2 separate regions of the Homo sapiens genome follow, and region 2 is linked to region 1. Evidence: chromatin loops called from intact Hi-C (ENCODE). Cell type or tissue: IMR-90. All regions are shown on one strand. Links, peaks and the distances in the headings refer to the core of each region. The heading gives the core; the rest is flanking DNA.

What was found. Hi-C counts contacts between places; a loop is a spot of excess contacts. Peaks named below come from ENCODE experiments on the same cell type or tissue, not always from the same donor. Only the 100,000 strongest peaks of a DNase experiment are listed, where the experiment ranks them.
Region 2: a loop joins it to region 1, with 6 times the contacts of the local background. A loop is called at or near these places in 108 of 110 quality-filtered maps.

The regions. Positions count from the first base shown.
Region 1 is chr14:59,127,561-59,134,593 of GRCh38, reverse strand. No RefSeq gene overlaps it. Among named protein-coding and RNA genes, the nearest start is that of DAAM1, 58 kb to the left of the region's middle. In IMR-90, for the core only: a CTCF peak has its summit at 1,189; no DNase peak of the experiment used is centred there; H3K27me3 peaks cover 412 bases.
Region 2 is chr14:59,435,798-59,442,830 of GRCh38, reverse strand. No RefSeq gene overlaps it. Among named protein-coding and RNA genes, the nearest start is that of GPR135, 26 kb to the left of the region's middle. RefSeq lists an enhancer at 3,650-3,819. In IMR-90, for the core only: no CTCF peak of the experiment used is centred there; DNase peaks (open chromatin) are centred at 3,100, 3,400 and 4,480; H3K27ac peaks cover 980 bases.

The DNA of each region.
Region 1 (7,033 bases), core at 868-5,867:
GGAGGACTTATGCATAACCTTGACATTCTCAGAGAAACCTTTGATCTGCAATTACTTCTCCACTGGCATTCACTGTTGCTGTCACTCAAAGCCTGTTCTCACAACAGGCTCACTGCAGGACCATTGCTCTGCTGGGTTTTGGCGTCTCCCCTGTTGCTTTCCCATAGTTCCTGCCTCAACATTGGCCGGTGGCTGTCTAGCTTCTGAAACTCAGCAAAATTTTTCCGTCTCAACTCTGACTGTGGCTGCCCATCCCACAGCCTCTACTGTGAGAATCTCCCTTTCTCTTCTGCAAGTTGATATTTTAGTTCGCTCTGTGCTCACTCAAGTCCCTGATCACTTGCAGGGGCTCCTTCAAGGTGGCATCTGTGTATGAGGTGGGGTCTCATCTCCTTTCTCCTTGAACCTGACTCATCCTTTCCATTTTAGTGCAGCTACTCCATGTTGGCATGGGGTGCCCTGGAAGGCAGCTTCCTCCCAGCAATTCAGACACAAAGTCCTCTGCTGTCTTGTCTTCCTGCATCTTCCTGAAGGTTTCCATCATCCCTTCTTTTCTAGGGTTTTGGACCCAGAGGGAGCAGCATGTGGAACCCTCTTACAGAGACCACATCACTAACTCCCTTTAGCTGGTTGACTCCCCATGTTCTCTCCAGCTCCCTCCCTCAAGTCTTCTTATCATCTCTCTATATTTTGGGACGAGTTCTTTTGCAATCAGAGATTAGACTTTGTTGTAAAACACTATGTTCTGAGTGCTTCATGTATTTTTCCTTCTGGAGCTTAAGAAACCTTCCCCCAACCTCCTTCAAATCTGTCTCTGCCATAGGCCTAAAACCTATTTTGGAACTCAACATAGGCTTTCGAGCCCATTATTCGATTCTTTCGTTCATGCTGGGATTTTTGGTGTTCCTTCTTCATTGGGATAATAAGCCCTAGCGTTAAGGTTCGGTAGAAACGACAGAAGTACTGGACAATAAAAAGAACTTGCCAAGAAGAAAAAATATATAAACTATTATTCCACTACCTATGACTGATTGTTTAACTTTTGCACTTCCTTTTGCGAAAGCCCTGTTCAGGGCTCACCAAATATTTCATTTCCATCAGAGCTTAATCTTTGCAGAGGAAGAAGTTAATACTACCTATTGCTGACTTTGAATGGGAGTTTGGGGATATGAGGGTCACAGAGAGATGATTACTGCCCCCTTCCTCCAAACTGTGGAGCTGACCACGCCATAAAACAGTTTCAGTCATCAGGAATGAGCTTTGAGAGGAACCACTGGTGTAGAACTTTCAGTCTATGTGGACATAACCAATAAAAAATTTGGAGGGGGTGTAAAGTGTATGTATATGTGTTTAAAATGTTATTGGCAAAGCCTGGTTGTTTTACTGCCAGTAATGGTCATTCATTTTTTCCCCTATAATTCTATTCAGCTTCATTCTGGACTGATTCAAATAGGAAGCCGACACGATGTCAACCAAAAATCATTTTAATCTCCAAGTCCCATAAAACAATATAAAATACTCATATAACTCACTTTCCTGGAATGAAGTTTATAGCAACTAAAGTGCTTCCAATTTTATTTTTAGAAACTGGTTCATGCATTTTACATTGAATTAAGTCTAGTTCTTTTCTGTGACAGTTGGAGAGATATTTTAAATCTCAGCCAGTGGGCAAAGCATAATTTGTTTCTGATCTACATTTTTGCTTTGAAGAAACCATCAACTCTATTAATAAAACAAATGCTGTTTTCTTTTCCTTGAGAATCCACAACCTGCACAGCCTCTGCTTGACAATCTGAGACAAAATAAATGTGATAAAATGGATTTTATATTACAATGAGCCAACCTGACATGGAAGTCAAGGGACTGGTCCCGAAGAGTGACAATTACATTTACTGCATTCCAGAATCAGCAATACATTATGGTCCCTGCCTGCAAGTGCTTCTGAATGGAATTTCAAAGCCCTTGCAGATCCATATGTAGCCTTTCAAGATAAACTGTATATCAGCTGGTTCCTAAACCGCAAAACTACTGCCCACAGACAAAAGCATAATTTAGAAAAGAAACTCCCATAAAAATACACAGATGAAATATAGGTTGAAAATGGTGTGTAATTACTGGTACATTACTGGTCATTACTGGTGTGTTAAGAATCTGCTCTGATTAAAGAGATAATAAATCTTCAAGGAATTAAATAATTCTTAAAAGGCAAAATGACACTTAATGATGGATTTCTATGACCCACTAGGAAAAACAAAAAAAACACATTGTATGTGGGTAATTAAAAAAAAAGTTTCTTGAAAGACAGGATAAACACTGACTATCATATTTGCTACAAATGTGGAGATCAAATAACAAGTAAATCTTTGGTAAGCCCCTCGCCGTCTGGAATCAGCTCAGAAAAAACAGAAAGGAGAATTCAGAAAAGCCACAAGGATGAGAACTGTGGGCTGATAGATGACAACCCCCAAAATACAACTGCTGAAGAGGTTTAGATGCAAACCTCAAACCACTTGTATTAACTAATTGACCCTCAGCATGTGCCACTGATCAATCATTTACATCCTGACTGGTGAGTTCTTTTTAAATGATCGTTTTTATGGTTGTATTTATTTTTATTTTGGAAACTTGCAAACCTCCAGAAATGCTGAAAGAATAGGAGGATAAAAACCCTTATATCCTTTACCTACATTTATTGACTGTTGACATTTTATCACATTTGTGATACATTTGTGCACTCTTTGTATATATTCCCCCAATCATTTGTAAGTAAGTTGCAAATATTAGACTCTTCCTGTTCTACATACTTGAGTATGTATCTCCTAAGAGCAAGGACATCCTCTCACATAGCCACAATACTGTTATCACACCAGGAAATTTAACATTGTTATAAATGTACTGTCTTTTATACAAAACATATTTGCATTTCCCAAATTGTTTCCAAAAATGTTCTTTATAGATTTTTTTTTTTTCTGATCTAGGACCATCAAGAATCATGCACTGCATATGGTTGTCCTATAACTTTTGCCCTTTAATTTAGAACAAGGGTGAGCAAACATTTTCTGTAAAGGGACAGATATGAATACAAATATTTATATTTATAAATAACATATAATAATATAAATATTTTAAGCTTTGCAGCCCATACCGTCTCTGTTGCAGCTGCTTAACTGTGGTGTTGTAGCACAAAAACAGCCCTAGACAATATGTAAAGGAACGAATGTAAGTGTGTTTCAATAAATTCATATAATTTTCAAGTGCCATGAAATATGTTTCTAATTTTTTCCAGCCATTAAAAAATATACAAACCATTTGTAGATCACAGGTCATCAAAAGCAGTAGGTGGCAGGATTTGCCCTACAGATCATAATTTGATGATAACATATCTAAAGCAATCCTCTGCCTTTTTTTTTTAAAAGGAAACATTTTACTGAAGTATATGGAAATGCACACACTTTTAAGTGGAGAGCTTGACGATTTTTCACAAGGTGAACAGGATCATGTAACACAACTCAGAATAAGAAATAACTGTGACTTTATTTCATTTTTAAAAAGTTCCACTTATTTATGTTATGTATGTGGATTCAAAGGTGGTTAGCTAAGTGTGTTATTATAGAATCCTTCCAGAAATGGTTTTAACTGTTATTATTAGAGTCCTCATCCTCTGCAGTGAACTGAATATCTCGTCTTGACAACGATCCTGCCTTTTGGGCCAGGGCAGCTAATATGTGTGATAAAGTCATGCATGGAACCATTTCAGAAAATATGCCAATTCCTGCAGATTCCATGAATGATTTCACCCCTTTCTGTAGAGCTCTCTTCCGGCTCTCCGCATTACCTCGGAGGGTGCCCAGGCCTGATAGGCAGGAAGATGCTGCTTAAAGAATGGACTTAAGAAAAGGTAGACGTCAGCAGGGCCCGGGATCTGGGAGGTCTGGCTTTGTTCACAGGCTGGAGGGAAGCCAGGAGCCGTCATCCCTGGTGGGTAACTAGTTGATGAGACCACTTAAGACAGTTCTTTTACCTTGTTTGTTGCACTTTATTTACCATGGGGTGCAAAATTTCTTGGCTTTGTAAAAGCAAAACTTGGAAAGTTTCCTTTAGACATGTGAATGGTCACGGGATCTCCTCCTGATACGGAAATAAGCTGCCTCACAAGTTCCTAGCTTTTCTATTTACTCCAGGCATCTTCAATATGTTTATAATATTTTTAGAGATTATCCCTAGTGTGAAGTGGGGATTAATCCATTTTTTTCCAGGACACAGAGCCAAACATCAATTAGCTTTTCTGAAAATGGCAGAATTTCTTGGATGATATGTGTCCTAAGCATATTGATATCAATATGTGTCCTAAGCAATCATCCAAGGGCACATAATTTTTTTTTTTTTTTTTTGAGACGGAATCTTGCTCTGTCACCCAGGCTGGAGTGCAGTGGCGCGATCTCGGCTCACTGCAAGCTCCGCCTCCCGGGTTCACGCCATTCTCCTGCCTCAGCCTCCTGAGTAGCTGGGACTACAGGTGTCCACCACCACGCCCGGCTAATTTTTTTGTATTTTTAATAGAGACGGGGTTTCACCGTGTTAGCCAGGATGGTCTCAATCTCCTGACCTCATGATCCACCCGCCTCGGCCTCCCAAAGTGCTGGGATTACAGGCGTGAGCCACCGTGCCTGGCCAGACACATAATTTGGGAGAGGTACAATCAAATAAATGGTGGTCTCGCCTTGAGGCTCAGCATGTGGGTTCAGTTACTTTCACATGGGTGAATTTGTTTGAAGAAGCTTAATCCCAGGACAACGTCCACTGCAGATTTATAATATTCTCCTAGGAATATCACATTCATATTTCAGAATAAAGACCCCTCTGTAGGTCTAACTTTGAGAGACCTGAATCAACACTGAAGAACTGAACAGGCTCAGAGCCAGCTTCGCTCCTGGGGTTCTCAGGCCCTTTCTTTTTTTCTACTCTCAGACCTAATTTTATGTTAATATCCATCACCTCCCTCTCCCTTAAACTATTTCTACTTGGCTGAAGGCATTTAACTATTAATTCTTCGATTTTATTGAAAAATTTTTTTCTATGTTCACATCCCAAATAATAAAATGGCACAATTAAGCTAATCAACATGGCAAAGGATCTATCCCTACTAGAGAACAGAAACCAGTCAGACAGCACATACTGGGGAATTCCAGGTTGGGAAGCAAAAAAGTTGCCATGAATCCTGGTAGCTTCTTCTTTTAAGTTTGTTTATGATGATGCAGCTTGAAAGATGATTGGCTTTCTTCTTGTAATTTATGATACAACAAGGTTATCCGTTGTTAAGTGAATCCCTTTCTCTGGCTTTCTCATTTAGCTCATGTTTCCAGGATCAAAGCATCATAAATAACCAATGATGAAAAACACCACCTAAACATCAAGAGACAATTTCCATAAACGTTCACATTAAAAATGCATGATTGGTATGAAGATTTAATTGTAGCCACAGTGTAGTTTCTGTCTTTTGCTGCGGTCATATTTTCCTTTGTGTTGTCTGTGCTATTTAACTTTGAAGCCCACTAAAGATGAAAAATGGGCATTCATGGAGCAGGCGCATATGGCTTTAGCTGTTCGGTGGTGGATCTGGCGTTTTCCCCTCTGTGGCATCAGCCTTTGTGTTCTCAGCAATGAACTTTAATAAAACAACCTAAAATCTGAGAGATGGTGGAGAGAAGAGAAAGCAGTAGATGTAAGCTGACTCTAGTATTTGTTTTGTCTGTAAATGTGGTAAAATAGACTAATGCACAACTAACCACTCCTCCTATCCCCACTATGTCATTTCCAGAGATATGTAAAATTGTGTCAGAGATATTCAGTTAATGAGCTTTCTGAGTCATGGTAGTAATATAGACGTGGTGTTCATACAGTGACTTTCATTTAATCACAACCAAACAAGAACCCTTGCATGATAGAGAAAAAGACCCTACAATAGACTACTGATTACTATTATTATTGTTGTTGTTGTTGTTTAGGCAAGCTGAGGAGAATATAAAGAATACTAACCCTTCTTTTTTATAACATATTAGTAAACATACTAAAATGTAGTTGTGAAATGGTTAAAGTTGTGGGGAATATAAGCAATATAAGCCTTTTTATTCTTTTTTTTTTTTTTTTTTTAATATTGGCTACTGGCCGGGCACGGTGGCTCACGCCTGTAATCCCAGCACTTTGGGAGGCCGAAGCAGGCGGATCATGAGGTCAGGAGATCGAGACTATCCTGGCTAACACAGTGAAACCCCGTCTCTACTAAAAATACAAAAAAATTAGCCAGGCGTGGTGGCGGACACCTGTAGTCCCAGCTACTAGGGAGGCTGAGGCAGGAGAATGGCTTGAACCCCGAAGGCAGAGCTTGCAGTGAGCCAAGATCGCGCCACTGCACTCCAGCCTGGGCGACAGAGCAAGACTCCATCCCAAAAAAAAAAAAAAAAAAAAAAAAGGTTGGCTACAAAATTTTGTTCAATGTAGATAGGCTGCTGGGGTTTCTGTGGGAAATGTCACATTGTCTAGTAAGCCTTGGGAGAATTGCAAGGCTCAAGTCAGGCATCCTACCAAGATCTCAGAGTTCAGAACTATTTGGCTCTCAGGGAAGAAGGGTTGAGAAATGTCCCCCTGGTTTCCGCTGGGAAAGGGCTACCTCAAGACTTGTTTTCTTTGCCTTCCAGCGCCAGAAATGTAAAGTGCTGAGATACTTCAAGTCAAAGAAGTGAAAGGGGTAAATAAAGCATGTCCATGATAGGCTAAGGATGAATAGAGACCTAAGGGTTAGATGGGAATTGACTAGTTTAGTGTCTAAGAGGAGGAAAGATCTAGAAGCACCTAATTAGATTGGGGCCAGGAATTTCAAATGAGAGACATTCTGATGATTTTATGAATATAGTTTTTCTTCCCAGGTATATCCCAAATTCCTTAAAGGCTTAGGTCCTTTATTTCCATTTGTCTTCTACATAGAACTTCAGCAGGAAAACTTGCACAAAGTGATGATCAATACATTTCTGTCAAC
Region 2 (7,033 bases), core at 1,211-6,210, 310 kb before region 1:
CTCTGCCAGCACACCACCCACCCTGTCAACGATGGTGAAAATCTGCAACCTCTTGTTTACCTTCATGTGTGGGGAGCCTCTCCCATCCTTCTCACAAGGATATAAGGAGATTGCATTCTAACTTGCTTTGATTACTCTTAGCTTACATACAGAATCACCTCTTTAGAGGAAAGGGAAGTTTCTCCCAGTTCTGTCTTTGGAAATGGGAGATTGGTCTTGGAGTCTTAGACTAACACAGATAGATCATTAATCACAAAGACTGTCTCTGGAAACTGAAAAAGGTCAGATTCTCTTAGAAACTGTGGGATGGGTGTGGTGGTACATGCTCATAATCCCAGCACTTCGGGAGGCCAAGGTGAGTAGATGGCTTGAGTCCAGGAGTTCAAGACCAGCCTGGGCAACATGGTGAAACCCCATCTCTATGGAAAAAAAAAAAAAAAAAGTTGGGTGTGGTGTTGTGTGCCTGTAGTCCCAGCTACTCAGGAGGCTGAGATGGGAGGATTGCTTGAGCCCAGGGAGGGTGAGACTGCAGTGAGCCGAGATCATGCCACTGTACTCCAGCCTGGGCAATAGAGTGAGATGAGACCCTGCCTCAAAAAAATAAGTAAATAAAATAAAAATGAAAAGAAAGAAACTGCACAATAAGACAAGGGCAGGGTGGAGAGTTTGTTTTAGTTACACAAGACACCCATGCAACACGACAACACCCCTTTAAAACATACAAAGTCACATAACTTCAGAATTTCAAGATTTAGTTAAAAAAGAAAAGAAAGGATGGAAAATGTGATACTGTATACATTTTCTGCTGTCTTTGTGCTACTGAACATTCTCTAATGAATGTCTCCTAAACATCTTTCTGTGATCTACTTTGAAAGGAGAACAGAAGGGAGGGAAGAACAGAGAGGAGACTAAAGAGAGATAAGGAGAGGGAAGGAAGAAGAGGGGGCTAAGGAGGGAGAGAAGAAGATAAAGAAAATTTACAAAAGAAAGGAAGAAGGAGAGAGAGAAGTTGTTTGCTATTGTGGCATATTAGGTGAGCAATGAACACTTTGTGCATTTATTCGTTTGACACACAGTTATCGAGCATCTATTATGTGCCAGGCTCTTAGACCCCGGTTGAAAGCAGTGAAACAGATAGTTGTCTTATGAAGCACATAGATTGGGCGAGTCACAAAATTTTTTAAATAAAGTAAATTAGGTTGCAAATACACTCTTAGTTCACTTTATTTTTACATTATTCCTCTCATCCTCCATAACAATGCCTCTCATTCTACTCATAAACCCAAGTAATATAAATGAGCCACTCTAGACTATTAAAATATACCATTGTCTCAAAAAATGTTTTTCAATGTAAGCATATTTGTACTTTTGCTTTCTTAATTGGAGCAATGTTTTTGTATTACTGCGTGTCTACACATTTTTTAAAGAGCTGATAAAAAGATGTTTGTTCATTTCTATATAGTCTACTCAATCAGCCTATTTGCAAAAATTTTCCTGAAAAATAGGTAGTGGAGAAAAGTCAGGGTCAAGAGTGGATTTTATTCTAAATCAATATTTGGGATAAATGCAAACAAAAATAATCAGAAATTAAACAAAGAATATTGGATTTAACATGAAATGGATAACCTGACAGCCTCTTCTAAAACAAATAAAATACTCTTGTGTATCAAAGCGCTTAAGTCCATAACAGAGGTGAACTTGAGGTCAATGCTGTCAAATAATTTCTAAGTAGTTTCCAGATTTTTTTCTTTTTTTTTTTGCCTTTGGTGCCGAAAAGGCTAATCAACTTTATGTACTTACAACTTACCTTCAATTTATCAAACTGCAGGTATAATAGTCAAAATATTCAACAACCAATATGGTATGAACACAGATGCTGCTTCTATATCTTAAAATGTATTTTTCAGCATCCTGGCTGAATAAACATCCTCCCTAATTATGGGGAAAGTGGTATGTCATTAGCATGGAATGAAGTTCCCCTCCTGATCCATTAAAAGTTAAGCTACTCCTTTCACTAATTTTGTCCTCAAATAGTATAGCTCACATGCAAAAAGGGGAGAGGACATTCCTCCTGAACATATTCTCTGCTTTTGGAGAACTTCTCAACCTTTCTAAAATATTGTATTGGTATTCTGGTTGTTGACATGATGTGGAAAAGATGTAGAGGATACAGTTGGAAAGAAATGTCAGTTTATTTAGTGCACATTGAAACATCAATAGTCGTGCTGTGAGACACAGAGCAAGAGGTTGAAGTGTGGACTGTTAAGTGCTGGCTTCCACAGATGTGAGAACCTAGCTATGCTTTGGGACTGCATTTCAAACAACCCCAGGTTCTGTGGGAGGCAGGACTGCTGTTCCACAATGGGGAAGGAGAGAATAGGTTTGCTCCATGTGATATACTGGGGCATCTCTTAGTGTTCGCCTGTCTAAAGTTGACAGTGAAGGAACAGTGCAGATCATTGGCCCTAAGGAGGGCATAGTGAGCAGGGCTTCGATGGCACAGTAATGAGGGCCTGGGTCACCCCTATGGGCAAGCCACCCGGTCTAGTGGAGGTACCAGCCAAAAGTAATGAGAATTCAAAAATTGAATATTAGTTGCAACTCTGCAATCAGGTGCAGCAGTGGGGATTATACTTCATTCCACCAACTTTCCTTTTGTAAATTTCACTGGAAAAGAGACCAACCAAAAGGAAGCAGGTGGTGTGACTGTTTTATACAAAGCAAATGGATCTGAGCAGTTCAAAGGGTGCACTGAATGGATAATGTGGTGTCTTGCTCAGATACCTGCTTCAGGACCAAGGCATTCATTTCCCCAGCTGTCAGAATTATTACCTGTTGATGGCTCAGAGCAAATCCCTCACCAAGAATTGCCCTCAGGTGAAAGGAATTTCTTCACCCAGCATTATGACCACTCCCCAGGTGCAGCCCACATCCAATGACTGGTCAGTGTGGTGATATACAAATCAGGCCCCCTTGCCTTAATTTGGAACAACTCAGAAAGGCCAGCGTAGCTTCCAAGCTCCAGTGGGATTAGCTGAGATGTTTTTTTGCAATTACATCACAATTCGACTCTTTTTGCTCAACCCTGGTTCCTTAACGTCTCACAGTTTTTATCTTGAGACCATTGCACAATAAACTTCCCATACACAAATCTGTTTCTCTATCTTTTTCCTGGGAAATATGACATAAGATAGTTTCCTATTAAATATTTTTAAAATATGTAGGAAATGTATGTTTGTGACATCTTTTATCAAAAATATTCTGGAAATATGCTATGCTTGAGTTTATTTTAACTAATTTAGCAAACCTTAGTAAAGCAAATGTAAAGATTTAGCAACGGAATAATATTTGGCAATTAGCTGTAAATCACTGGACAGGCATTTAAAGCATGCTATTTGGATGGCTATGCTTCATTTTTAAGTAATTCATATGTGTTCAGCCAAATCAAATAAACTGCTTTAGTTCTTTTCATAACATCTGAGGTTAATAAAATAAGTAAAAGGGTTGATAAGCTTTCAGTTTTCCATGTTTTTAATTTATGAAACATTTTTAAACTAAGCTTTGTCGTCATGAAACATGTTTTTATGCCTAAGGTTTATTGATTTTCTACCTCATGCTTTCAATAGTTTGACTTACTTTGTCTAATATGACAAGTTCAGAATTCATTAAACATTATTTTGTTGAAATTTTATTTCTCTAAATGGGAGGTTCTATATTAAATGTCTTTAAAAATTCGTTTCACAACTATATTGATGCTAATGAGGCCTGAGAGATAGCAAGTGATAAAGCAACATTGTAGAAGCTGTTCAAATGTGTTTTTTTATGACAACTCAGAGATACTATTCACAAACCATACTATTTATCCTTTAAAGTGTACAATTCAGTGGTTTTTAGTCTATTCACAGACTTGTGCAACTCTCACCACGATCTAACTTCCTAACCTAAAAAGAAACCCCATACCCACTAGCTGTTCCTCTGCATTTCCCTCTCCTCCCGGTCTCTGGAAAACACTACTCTCTATCTCTATGGATTGGTATATTCTGGATATTTGATATAAATTAAGCATACAATATGTGGTCTTTAGCATCTGACTTCTTTCTCTCAGCATGATGTTTTTGAGGTCCATTCATGCTGTAGCTCATATCAGTACTTCTTTCTTTTTATTCCTGAATAATATTCTGTTTTTCAGATAAAAACACATTTTGTTTACTCATTCATTAGGTGATGGACATTTGAGTCATTTCCACTTTTTAGGTATTGTGAACAATGCTGCTATGAACATTGTGTATGAGTTTTGTGAGGACATTTGTTTTCATTTCTTTTGAGTATATACCTAGGAGTGAAATTGCTGGGTCATATGGTATCACTTGGTTGACCATTTTGAGGAACTGCCAAATCATTTTCCAAGGCAGCTGCACCATTTTACATTTCCACTAGCAATGTATAAGGATTCCAGTTTCTTCACACCCTCGCCAATACCTCTTATGGCTATTGCTTTGTTTTGTTTTTAGTATTAGTCACCCTGACAGGCATGAAGTGGTATCTTATTGTGGTTTTGACTTGCATTTCCCTAATAATAATGATGTTGAATGTCTTTTATGTGCTTGTTGGCCATTTCTATTTAATATGTCTCCTTTGGAGAAATGTCTATATAAGTATTTTCCCTATTTCTAAATTGGGTTATTTGTCATTTTATTGTTGACTTGTAGGAGTTCTTTATATACTCTGGATACAAGTTCCTGTCATATATCAAGATTGCAAATATTTTCTGTCATATTGTAGGTTGCCTTCTCACTTTCTTGATAAAATCTTTGATGTCCCCAAGTTTTTTATTTCTATGAAGTCCAATTTATCTTTTTTGTTTGTTTTATTGCTTGTGCTTTTATTGGCCTACCTAAACAGGCTTATCCTAAGTTCTCAAAGATTCACATGTGTGTTTTCTTGTAAGAGTTTGTTTCTTTTGGCTCTTTTATTTAGGTCTATTTTGAGTTGATTTTTATAGACAGTGTGCGGTAGGAGTCTAATTTTATTCTTTTGCACGTAGATATCTAATCGTCACCGTACCATTTGTTGAAAAGATTATTCTTTCCCCCATTGAATTATCTCGGGACACTCACTGAAAATCAATTGATTATAAATATGAGGGTTTATTTCTGGATTCTCAATTCCATTCCAGGATATGGGTTTATCCTTCTGTCAGTTTCACACTGTCTTGTTTACAATAGCATTGTAATAGTAAGCCTTGAAATTGTGAAGTGTGAGCCTTCCAGTTTTGTTATTCTTTTTCAAGATTGTTTCTGGGCCTCTTACATTTCCATGTGGATTTTAGAATCAGCTTGTCAACTTTTGCAAGAAAGCCAGCTGGGAATTTGATAGGGATTTCATTAAATCTGTAGTTCAATTTATAGAATATTGCCATCTTAATGATATTAAATCTTCCAGTCAGTGAACACAAGCTGTCTTTCCATTTGTTTAGGCGTTCATTCATTGCATTCAACATTTTTTTGTAGTTTTCAGAGTACAAGTTTTATACTTTTTTTTGTGAAATTTGTTCCTAAGTGTTTTATTCATTGTGCTGCTATCATAAATGGAATTCTTTTCTTAATTTCATTTTGGATTCTTCATTGTTAGTGTATAGAAATACAACTGTTTTTAATATTATTTTTTAGCCTGCAAACTTACTGAACTTGTTAATTAGTTCTTTTTAAGCAGATTTCTTATTCAAATACAATATGTCATCTGCAAATAAAAATAGTTTTACTTTTCTTCTTTCTGAACTAGATGCCTTTTATTTGGCTATAATTGCGGTTTTTGCCAATAAAAAGTAATGGCAAAAACCACAATTACTTTTGCACCAACCTAATATTTCATTTTTCTTACCTAACTTCCCTGGCTATAACCTTCAGGTTGAATACAAGTGGTGAGAGCAGACATCTTGTCTTTTTCCTGATCTTAGGGGGAAAGTATTGTCTTTCCCAGGTAAATATTAGCTCTGGGCTTTTAGTACATGCCTTTCATCATCAGGTTGTGGAAGTTCTCTTCTATTCCTGTTAATAGTTTGCTGAATGATTTTTTGTCATGAAAAGGCTTTGGATGTTGTCAAATGCTTTTTAATGCATCTGCTGAGGTGGTCATGTGGTTGATTGATTTTTGGATGTTAATCCAACCTTGCATTCCTAGGATAACTGGTATATAATGGTGATAATGGTATATAATCCATTATAGTTGAATTGTCTATTTCTCCCTTCCATTCTGTCTGTTTCTCCTTCATGCATTTTCAGTTCCTGTTACTTGCATATTTGTTTATAATTGTTATATCTTCCTTATGGATTGACCCTTTTATCATTGTTCAGCATTTTTGAATGTCTGAGAAATGAATCAAGTGAGGATACAGCAGATAACCTACAGAATTCTGCATCTGCTGAGCCAGATTTTCTGGTAATTTTTTTGAAAATTTCCCAGTAATTTTGTTGAAATTGCATTCAGAGCAACAGATGGGAGTGCAAGAAAGATTGATCGTTATACTAGTTAGGAAGCTTTCAGCTGTAAGAAATGGAAACCCCAACTCTAACTAGCCTAAACAATAAAGCTGACTTATCAGTACACCCAACTGCAGAGTCAAATTGCTTTTGCAACCAGAGTTCCTCATTTGAACCACAGAACATAAAAGTAATTTGAGTAACTTTTCTCAGTTCACCCAAGGATAGGACATACTTAGTACCATTCCAGTTGCATAGGACAGAAGCTACATTATTGCATGCAATGTATATCTTAGGGCTTATTTCTTCTATTGAACTTTGAGAAAGACTGGTCCCATAGTAGTGTAAGCTTCAGATTTATTTTGATCAAGGACCCTGTTTCAATGTGAGTGTGGTGTTTTTGTTTACTTATGTTTTGTGTAAATTCTGGTCTCTCTCATGTGTAGAGTTTATCTTCAAACTGGTTTTCCTCTGGATTAATAGGTGGGTGAGATAGCAGCCAGGGGAAGGAGGTAGCTTTTCCCCTCAAAGCCATGGAAAAAATGTCCTGAATC